Linked DNA regions of Homo sapiens: region 1 is linked to region 2. A link is a loop called in an ENCODE intact Hi-C map of the cell type or tissue named here. Cell type or tissue: heart right ventricle. All regions are shown on one strand. Each heading gives the region's core, and the rest is flanking DNA. Links, peaks and the distances in the headings are about the cores only. Region 1 overlaps MAD1L1 (mitotic arrest deficient 1 like 1). Region 2 overlaps MAD1L1 (mitotic arrest deficient 1 like 1).

Region 1 (5,370 bases), core at 105-5,104, 320 kb after region 2:
TCTGCGTTGCAGGGAACATAGGAGATGGTGCAGGGGCAGCTCCACTTGGGGAGAGCATTTTCAGAACCACCGGTGCAGGCCTGGCCCCGACAAGCCTCAGGATGTGCAGCTGGGCTGCTGTGGAGCCCCTGGGCTGGGCCTGGCCTAGGGTCCAGAGCTGCTGGGGTCCTCCTGAGGGACCCTAGCAGTACAGAGGCCAGGGAAATGGCAAGAGTGCCCGTGAGGATGCCACCTTTTCTGGGCACACCAGCCACGCCATCCCCCAGCCTCCTCAGCATCTGAGGCCTTGCCCGAGTGTTTGCTGAATGGAGGTGGTCTTTGGCGGTGTCACTGCTAGTCAGCCCCCGTCGGGTGGTGGGAGGGACTGGACCCGGGCCAGAACTGCCTTGGTGTGGATGTCGCTTGCCTCTGCCAGCCCCGGGACCTGGACACATGGCTTCACCTCCTCAAGCCTTGTCTTCCTTTATGTGGGCCAGGATCATCGCATCTGCCCAAGGGTCGTGGTGACAGTGACCTTGGCCAGTATGTATGCAAGTGCCAGGCACGTTGGGGACCCCGTATGCCTGCCACATTGCGCTGAGTGGATCCCTGCCACTGTCTGCCGACATCAGGCCACGAGGATCTGCAGGTCAGTGAGTGCATCATGGAAGCTTTCATGGCTCATCAGTGAGAACTGCAGGGTGATTGCGGGAGGAGCAGGTCGACCTCTCGTGTCCTAGGCCCTGCCCTCGCACTGGCATCATGCACGCTCCCACTGACACATGGACACAAATACATGCCCACGCATGCACAGCCACCCACATGCATGCATGCTGACACACACATGAAACCACACACACACATGCATGCTCACACATGCCCACCCATGCACAGCCACCCACATGCACGGGCAGCCACACACGACACACACGCATGGACACATGCACAGACAGCCACATACACACATGCGCGCACACACAGGCATCCACATGCACGCATGCATGCTCACACATGCATAGGCAGCCACATGCACGCATGCATGCTCACATGTACAGCCACATGCATGCATGCTCACACACACGCACAGGCAACCACACACGCATGCACACACACGAACAGGCAGCCACATACATGCATGCACACATGAACAGGCAGCCACATACATGCGTGCACACACATGTACAGGCAGCCACATGCATGCTCACATGCACAGGCAGCCACACGCATGCACACACACGCATAGGCAGCCACATACACGCATGCATGCACACACATGCACAGGCAGCCGCACGCATGCACACACACACATAGGCAGTCACATAGACGCATGCATGCACACACATGCACAGGCAGCTGCACCCATGCATACAGATGCATAGGCAGCCACATACATGCATGCATGCACACACATGCACAGGCAGCCACATACATGCATGCACACACGCACAGGCAGCTGCACACATGCACACACATGCACAGGCAGCCACATGCACACAATGCTCACACACAGGCACAGGCAGCCCCATGAACATGCATGCTCATGCATGCACAGCCACCCACACGGATGAAGGCTCACACACACATGCTCAGTCTCACGCATGCACACACACGTACAGGCAGCCATATACACACATGCATGCACACACACATGCATAGGCAGCCACATACACATGTGCATACACACACGTGCACAGGCAGCCGCAGCCATGCATGCACACACATGCACAGGCAGCCACACACACGCATGCTTGCACACACACGTGCACACACACACGCACAGGACGCCACATACATGCACACATGCACACACACACAGGCAGCCACATACATGCACACATGCACACACACAGGCAGCCACATGCACACATGGACACATGCACAGGAAGCCACATACATGCATGTATGCACACACATGCCTATGCATGCACAGCCACCCACATGCATTCATGCTCACACACACATGCACAGGCACCCACATGCATGCATGCACACACATGCCCATGCACAGGCAGCCACATACACGCATGCATGGTCACACACACAGGCAGCCACATACACGCATGCTTGCACACATGCACAGGCAGCCACATGCAGACACACACGCACAGGCAGCCACATACATGCACACATGCACCCACACGGGCAGCCACATGCATGCACATGTGCACGCACACACAGAGGCAGCCACATGCACGCATGCACACACACACATGCACAGGCAGCCACATACATGCATGTACACGCATGCACAGCCACCCACACACATGCATGCTCACACGTACACAGGCAGCCACGCATGCGCATGCATGCACACACATGCCCACACACAGGCAGCCACATACACACATGCATGCACACATGCCCACACATGCACAGCCACCCCCACATACACATGCTCACACACACATGCTCACAGTTGGCCTCTGTCTCTCCCAGGCGTCCCATGTGGCACCTGCTTCTGTGATCTGGATCCAGAGGAGGCAGGGAAAGCAAGTCAGGCAGCATGGGCCCAGCCGGAGCCCCCCTAGCCTGAGTGAGTGTTTCAAGGGCTGTGAAGGCCCATGGTATGCAAAGCGCCATGTTAGAAAAAGAGATGTGGAGTCTTCTTCCTGTTCTCCCTGCCGCTGCCATGCGGTCACTGACAGCCCTGAAGCCTTCTCACCAGGAACCTGCGGGGCAGGACTGTGTGAGAGAAGCAGCTTGCGGCACCACCTTCTGGAGTCCGGCTGCACACCCCAACTGTCCCCAGGGAGCTGCTGGCCTGGGCCAGGAAGGGTGCAGGGCTAGGGCCACAGACCTGTGCTCACTCCTCACCTGCTGCCCCAGCCCTGCAGCAGGTCTCTGCCTGTCTGCACACAGTGCCATGTGCCTGGCCACAGCTGGCACCAGCAGAGCAGGGCCTGCCCAGGGTCACCCAGATCACAGGCCCAGGCTCAGGCCTTCCTTCCTGCCAGGCTGGCCCAGGGTCCTGCTGACCCCTGCTGTCCTGGAAGTGTTGAGAGCAGAGAACCTGCACACGCCCACACGCCTGTTTGCAGACACAGTGTGGTGTGCGAGCCCCAGGTGGGCCCTCTCCCGCCCGTGCCACCGTGCTCTCCCACTCAGCCGCCCATTCTTGTCACCGAGCCCATGCAGAGGTGTCGACTCATGAATCGAGGACCTGCTGTCTAGCTGGGGCGTGTTGACACAGGCTGAGATTTGCACAGGATTTATCACTCTCAGATGAAGCATCCGCTTTGCTGCCAACGGGTGTAGACATGACCTTGGTAGCTGCCCTGTTCTTTCCTTCTGAAGCAGGCTTGTGAATAAGTGGGCATATCTGCCAGCCCACCATCTCCCGTGCACTGATCTTGCACAGATCAGGACTCAGGACTCCAGGCTCTTGGAGGGGTACTTACCCCCAGAGGACAAGCCCCTTAGACAGTGACTAGCCCTGTGCCATTCCAGGCCCAGAGCTTGCCGCCAGGTGCCCAGAAGTGAACCTGGCCCTCACAGTGCTGCTGGGCTGACGAGAAGGTAAACATGCCCACGGGTCTCTGCAGGTTGCTGGGATGAGGCTGCCCTGATACGCGGACGAGGGCTGGTGAGGGCCCAGGTGGGGCGGTCGTGGGGTGGAGGCAGTAGGACCTGGTGGAGGAGAGGAGGCAGAGCTGCTGCTGGGGGCATAGAATGGGAAGCCAGGCGTGTGGCCCCCAGGGCTGGGGCCAGAGATGCCGGGCAGGGGTCCCTGCTGGGGTGTCTGCCTGCCCTGCTCCATTTTCCTCATTCCTTTCCTGAGGAGTGGGCCCACCCGGCCTAGGGGCCAGGCTGGAGGGAGAGAGACAGGACTGGAAGGGCCGAGACAGGGAGAGGCTCTGGGCGCCGGGCTGCCGAGCCCTCGGGGATCTGCCTCTGCTCCACGGGGCAGCAGTCAGAGCCACGGGGCCAGGTGAGTGGGCACCTTGGGGTTGTCATGGCAACAGCTCTTAGCCAGAGGTGGACGGAACTGGGGGGTTGAAGGCCGGACATTTGGGAGCCCGTACCCTGCAGGGCCACTCAGGAAGCAGGAGCTACAGCGGCCCACCGTGGGACAGCTCCACGTGTCACACATTCGCCTGAAATCTGCCCTTCCGACCGCACCCCTGTGGCCCACACACACCCGCAGCCCAGCCCCCTGGACTTCTCTCCTGTCTGAGTGCACTGGCCTCTGCCTGGTGCTCACTGCTGTGAGTTTGAGCTTCAAAGCCCTCGTTAAGCCCTCTCCATCTTTCTCTAGGCAGAGCTGGGACACAGGGTTTTTGGGGATAGACCGAGAACAAAGGACCCGCGAGAGGGACGCTGTGGTGTGGGCAGAGGGCATGTGAGAGGCAGCCCTTCGTGGAGCTCTGGGCAGGGAGTGGTTCCTGAGACCAGTTCCTTGAAAGTAGTGTCTGTGTGTGGGGGCGTCCATGCAGGAGCCCGGAGCCATCTCTGAGGCTGGAGCAGCGAGGTCCTTTCTCTTCCCCTGTCCTGCTATGACTCTACCACAGGGCCTCTGCTCCTGGGTCCCCGCCTTGGGTCCAGTGGTGATGACTAAGTACTTAGGTTGTTGGAGAAGTGTGCTCACCATTCACATGTATGGGTTTTGACCAACACGGGTAACTTCATGCACAGTGATCCCCGATTCTAAAGCTGAGATGAACTTTGCCTATTCCCGGAGGGCGACGTGAGGGGTGCGCACCACCACACTGTGTCCCCAGAGCAGCTGCCCCAAGCTGCAGAATGCCCTCTGCCCCCTTGCCCCACGGCCTGCCCCGCCTGCGTCTGAGGGCGCTGTGGCCTCCCTGCTGTGGCTCAGGCTGCCCCCAGGGCTCTGACCTGTGGGACAGCAGACAGGAGGCCTGGGCTGGGGGCCTCAGGGCGCAGGCGTGGTCCGCTCCACACAGTCTTCCCATGTGGGACCAGGGGTTCTCCTCCGCCCACTCAGACAACTCCCCTGCTGCCCAGCCCCTCTCGGGCTGTCTCACCAGGCCACTCTCGGTCGTCTCTTAGACCTGGTGACATTTTGGAACAGAAATAAAGTTCGGCAGTGATTGGGCTGAGAGGCAGGAAGATGCAATGGGAGTTTGGGCTGAGGGAAGGTCAGCAGGACGGCCTCAGGGCCTCCATGTGGTGGGGAATCCCGGCTAGGCCCCTGACCCAACGTTGCTCCTCAAGAGCATTGAGGCCTGGAACTCAGCCAGAGGCGCTGAGGCTGCAGGAGTCCAGGGCTCACCTCAGGCTTCCCAAGCCAGAGGCAGGGGAGCTGGTGGCTGCCCGGACATGTGGGTCGGTGGCTAGGGGTGCACTGGTGGATGGCCAGAGATCCATGGGTGGGTGGCCAGGGGCATGCTCTTGGGCGCCCAGGTGTGAGGGTGGGTGGCCACGTCTCTT
Region 2 (5,370 bases), core at 212-5,211:
CCTGCCCTTCAGTCGCGGTGCCCCTGCAGGTGACCACCTCCTGGCAGCTCTGGTCTGGACCCCTCTTCCTGGTTGCCCTGTGTGCGCCAGGTCTCGAGGAGGTGCAGGAGCGATGCTTTTGAAGGAGCCATCAGAGCCCGGGGCTCAGGGCCCGAGGTGCTGGTGCCGAGGCGGCCTCTTATTGTGTTTGCTTGTGAGATTTCAAGGCTTCCCGCTTCTTGCCTGTCTTTCCTGCTGTTCTTGGAAACTAGGCTGAGACTGAGACTCTCTGAAAGAGCTATCCTTTGACCACACCGTCCGACTGCTGGTTCTGGAATCCATTACCTTCTCATCAGCATTACTGGCTTCAGTTCTCTGTCACCTGAAAGTGCCTCTTCATTTTCTTTGAGCTTTGCTAAGTCAGAGCACGGCCCGGGCTGCTGTCTCCTCTTGAACTCCCCCTGTAGAACACAGACTTCTGTAGGGCCGGCCTCAGCGGGGCCTAAATGCTTTGTGCTTCTGTCTGTTCTCTGGGCTTATTAATTGCTTGGAAGGCGACCCTTCTGCTCCCAGGCATACTCTGGCCAGATGAGAAACCTCTGTGACTTCTTTCCTGTGAAGGGACATCAGAGGCCCCCACGTGCCTGATGGGCCCGGCCCTGCTGGAGGGTCCAGTGTGCAGTTTGCCCTGGAGCACTGGGTGTCAGTCGGGCACGAGACCTGGCACAGCTGGCTGCTGTCTCTGGCTGGTTTCAAAGTACTGTGGATCCTTTCAGCCCTGTTCCCGCATCTGAGCGCCCTGCCTGGGCATGGCTTGTGTGAGGGCGAGCTGGCCTGGGGGTGCTGCCTGGGCGTGGCCAGCATGAGGGCATGCTGGCCCCAGGGGTTCTGCCTGCCTGTGTCTTCTGTGTTCACTCTGCCCTCCCTGGTGGCCAGGCCCTGGATGAGGGAGAGGAGGGGTTGGTCTGTAGGGCTGGTGGAGGTGGGCTGCCTGTGCCCACCACCAGCTTAAAGTGGGCGGGAAGCAAGTGGCATGCATGTGTGGCGCCCTGCAGCTTTGATGAGGAACACAGATAGTTCTTCGGAGGCTGGATTCAAGGCTCCCCCTGCCCCCCGCCACCAACAGTAAGACCTGTGTCAAGTCACTGCGCTGCTCTGGGCCAGTGTTCTCTTTATTGAAAGGGGGACACGGAGCTCTTCTCCCCAACTGCGTGTGAAGATCCGACGTGATCGTGTACTTGTGGAGGGCCCTGTGAGTTGGAGAGGGGCTGGTGCGAGCGTCCTCTCTGAGCAGCCGGAGGCTGATGGCCAGGAAGGTGGATGGAGCCGTCCTCGCTGTGGGGGTCGACCCCTAGTCTCCTGCGTTGGCCTTGGCTGTGGGCCTGGTAGAGGGCAGGTTTCCTCACGTGCTGGGTTGCCTGCCATGCCTGGGCCCCTTCAGGGCTCCCCGCTGCTCCTTGTGTTGTGCTCCACAGGGCGGGTGTCTGAGTGTGGTTCTGCATCAGGCCGTGATCTCGGGTGACTCACGCTGGACGTCAGTGGGGTGGTGCTCATGCCGCAGTCCACGGGAATGCGGGCTGGCGGTCCCGAATACGGCTCCTAGAGAGTCCACGGGAATGCGGGCTGGCGGTCCCGAATACGGCTCCTAGAGAGTCCACGGGAATGCGGGCTGGCGGTCCCGAATACGGCTCCTAGAGAGTCCACGGGAATGCGGGCTGGCGGTCCCGAATACGGCTCCTAGAATCACCGGGAGGGTTTGGTAAACGTGTGCATTTCTGGCTGCGCACAGTGGCTCACACCTGTAGTCCCAGTGGTTTGGGAGGCTGCCGCAGGGGGATTGCTCGAGCCTAGATGTTTGAGATCAGCCTGGGGAACGCAGTTGAGACCCCGTGTGTACCAAAACAAAAATTAGCGGTGCTCAGTGGTGTGCACCTGTAGTCCCAGCTACTCAGGAGGCTAAGGTGGGAGGATCACCTGAGCCCAGGAGGAGCTGTGATTGCACCACTGCACTCCAGTGACTGAGTGAGTCCCTGTCTCTAAAAAACAAAAACAAAAACCAAAGTGGATTTCTGGGTAAACCTGAGATGCACTGGGCTTTCTTTTCTGTTTTTAGGGACCAGGTTTGGGGTAGTTCTTAGGAATTTCCCGTGTCTGGCAGCATTGAATGTGGTGGTGAAGTCGGCGACAGGGACACAGATGTGGTGAGAAGCTGGGGCCACGGGGGCCCCCATGGGAGGGCTGAGTGCATTTGCTGTTCTTGTGTGGAGACATGCGTGCCTCTGTGGGCGAGCTTGGGGATCCCCTCCTCTCAGCCGTGGGGACCTGAGGTGACATCAGATGTCCTGGAAGCAGAGGGCTCTGTGGCTGGGAGTGCCCTGGGCCTGTGCCGGGTGGGCTGGCGTCTGCTTGCCTTCGGGCCCAGGCTTTGCTGGGATTTGGGGCTTGCCGAGGCCCGAGGCCCCGTGGGTGTGGAGGAGCTGCTGCCACTAGGTGGTGCCCCCGCCTTGGTGATCCTTCCCACAGCAGCTTCCCTTGGGTCTCTCTGGCCTAGTGGACCGCTGCTCTCCCACCATGGGACTTGCTTGCTGACACTGGGGTTTTGGTCGATGGGGATGTGAGGGGCTTGTGGCCACTGTTCCTGACTGCCTTCAGGGGGGCGCTTCTGGCTGTCCCATGCCTGCCTTGTTTCTGACCAGTGTCCTGGGGCCCTCAGGCCTGTGGGCTCTGGGCTGTGAGCTCCTGGCGTTGAGGTCAGACGTCCTTTGTGTGGGCCCTTCCCTAAGGACAGGGTGCTGACGTCCTGCAGTCCTCAGAGGGCTCTTCGGCCTCGCCCCGGGCTTGGATAAACCCTGGCTGAGCCCCAGGAGAGAGTGGCCTGGTCACCCTCTTCCCCATGTAGGGCTTCTTATGTCTTAGGAGAGGAGGCTGGGCAGGCTGGCTGGGGTGGGTCAGTGAAACCATGGGAAGACCCTGTGGAACGAGGTCCTTATGTGTCACACAGGCCTGGGCACATGTGACATGTGCAGCACACGGGTTCACGCAGGCTGGGGGCATGTTAGTTTCTACGACTTTGAAGTCACAGGCAAGGAGGGACACAGTGCGTGTGGATGAGCCTGCGTGAACACACGTGGGGAAGGGCAGGATGCCAGTGCCGGGAGTGTGGTGTGGACACCCTCATCCTTAGGGTGCTGGAAGTTGGGCTGAGGGAGTTAGCAGCAGTGCGAGGCGTGTGTCTGGAGGCAGCGATGTGATCAGCTTGGTCTCCCAGGAGCATGGTCTGTCTCGGGGAGTGACTTACGGGTGAGGAAAGCGGAGGCCAGCACACACCCTTTGAGGTACGTGTCATCCTCGGCAAGACCTCGGGCACAGGAGGGGGAGGAGGAGTAATACAGAGAGGCCAGTGGGAAAGATGGCGTGAGGCTGGAGCCCATCTGGGAATGCAGGATGCTTGCTTCTCTTTGGAAAATCACCTGTTTCAGTAGAATGAAAGGGGGTGCAGGCCATCTCTGTAGGCGAACAGCACAACCATTTGTAACAATCCAAGACTCGTTTGTGATTTAAAGTTCTCAGCAAGCTAGGAAGAGAAGAGAACTTCCTCAACCAGCTAAATGATACCTGCAGAAAACCAGCTGATATAATACAAGGTGGACGGACTGCATCCCTGACATGGAGACCAGGCAGGGTGTCTGTTCCCTGCACCCCTGGTTGCACTGTACTGGAGATCTTCACCAGTATAATTAGGGAAGCAAAAAGAAAAGATGGACAGACTGGAAAGGAGGAAGTAAAACTGTACCTGGAGACAACATAATTATCTATAGAAATTCCCAGGGAATAAATGACAAGCCAGTAGGACTAAACCGTGAGGTTTACAGGGTCACGGGATACAAGGACAATGTACCAAAATGGGTTATGTTTCTGTATACTAGCAGTGAGCCACTCGAGGTACATACCATGTATGATGGCATCAAAGTCCATGAAATATTAGGAATGCATATAAGAAAATCTGTGTAAGATTTGTACACTGAGAAGCTTAAGACGCAACTGAGACATTAAAGATCACCTGATGTAGAAAAATGGAGACATTGTAAGAGGAAAAATGAACTCTTTTCCCCTCTGCTCTCACACAGCCTCTGACACCAGATACTGGAAGGTTTCCCCCACACCAAGCAGTTCTCCAGGGGTCACCAGCTGGATGTCCTGCAGCCTCATCTGCACACTCTCCACCTGGAGTTCCATCAGCTTCCAATGGGTCAGGGCCCAGTCCCACACATCTGTGCCCCCTTCAGATTCCAGGTGCAAGTAGTAGGCCGGCATCTCTGCTTCATTTTACGGTTTTCTTCTCTTCCTCTTTCACTGACATCAGCTGTACTTCTGACTGACAGGCTGTTAAACGAGGCCCCTGCTACCCACTCCTTGGGTTTCATTAATTGGCTAGTGTGGCTCACAGAACTCGGGAAGATGCTTTGTTATGTTTAGTCATGTCTTATAAAGGATGTTACGAATAATACAGGTGAACAGGTTGGCAGAGTGAGGTGTGAGGAGAGGCGCGGAGCTTCCATGCCCTCTCTGGGCACACCACCCTCCAGGAGCCTCTGTGTGTGCAGCTCTGAACCCTGGCCTTATTTGTGGGTTTTTATGGAGGCTTCATCACAGAGGCATGATTGATTACACCATTGGCCGTTGGAAATCAACTCACCCTTCGGCCCCTCTCCCCTCCTAGGAGGTTGAGGGGTGGGACTCAAAGTCCCAACCCTCTAATCTCACCTTGGTGTTTCGGATAACCACCCTATCTGAAGCTGCCTGGGGGCTGCCAACCAGCACTCAGCTCATTAGTTCACAAGAGACACTCTTCTCACTCCAGATAAGGAGCTGCATGTATGTCAGGGAACAGAAAGACCAAATATATATTTCAGAGTATCGTAAAGGTACTGTGGTCGTGTATTGGAAGATTCATTATTGTTAAGATGGCAGTTTGCTCAAATTGACCCAAATATTTAACATAGTCCCAATCAAAGCCCCAGCAGAAATTGATGAACTGATCTCTAAAATTTCTTTTTTTTTTTTTTTTTTGAGACGGAATCTTACTCTGTCGCCCAGGCTGGAGTGCAATGGTGCGATCTTGGCTTACTGCAACCTTTGCCTCCTGGGTTCAAGCAATTCTGCCTCAGCCTCCCCAGTAGCTGGGACTACAGGCATGGACCACCATGCTTGGCTAATTTTTGTATTTTTGTAGAGACAGGGTTTCGCCATGTTGGTCAGGCTGGTCTTGAACTCCTGACCTCAAGTGATCCACCCGCCTTGGCCTCCCAAAGTGCTGGGATTACAGGCATGAGCCACTGTGCCCGGCTGACAATTTCTAAAATTTCTATGGGAATGTAAAGTACCTATAAA

The links. Hi-C counts contacts between places; a loop is a spot of excess contacts. Peaks named below come from ENCODE experiments on the same cell type or tissue, not always from the same donor. Only the 100,000 strongest peaks of a DNase experiment are listed, where the experiment ranks them.
Region 1: it touches region 2 in a loop (2.9-fold over the local background); 3 of 110 quality-filtered maps call a loop at or near these places.

Annotation. Positions count from the first base shown.
Region 1 is chr7:1,884,232-1,889,601 of GRCh38, reverse strand. All of the region lies in intron 18 of MAD1L1 (mitotic arrest deficient 1 like 1), which reads left to right. Among named protein-coding and RNA genes, the nearest start is that of MIR4655, 43 kb to the right of the region's middle. In heart right ventricle, for the core only: a CTCF peak has its summit at 2,969 (motif pointing left); no DNase peak of the experiment used is centred there.
Region 2 is chr7:2,206,757-2,212,126 of GRCh38, reverse strand. The region is part of intron 10 of MAD1L1 (mitotic arrest deficient 1 like 1); the gene reads left to right. Among named protein-coding and RNA genes, the nearest start is that of MAD1L1, 24 kb to the left of the region's middle. RefSeq lists enhancers at 2,201-2,350, 2,846-3,379. In heart right ventricle, for the core only: CTCF peaks have their summits at 2,260 and 2,459 (motif pointing right); a DNase peak (open chromatin) is centred at 2,466.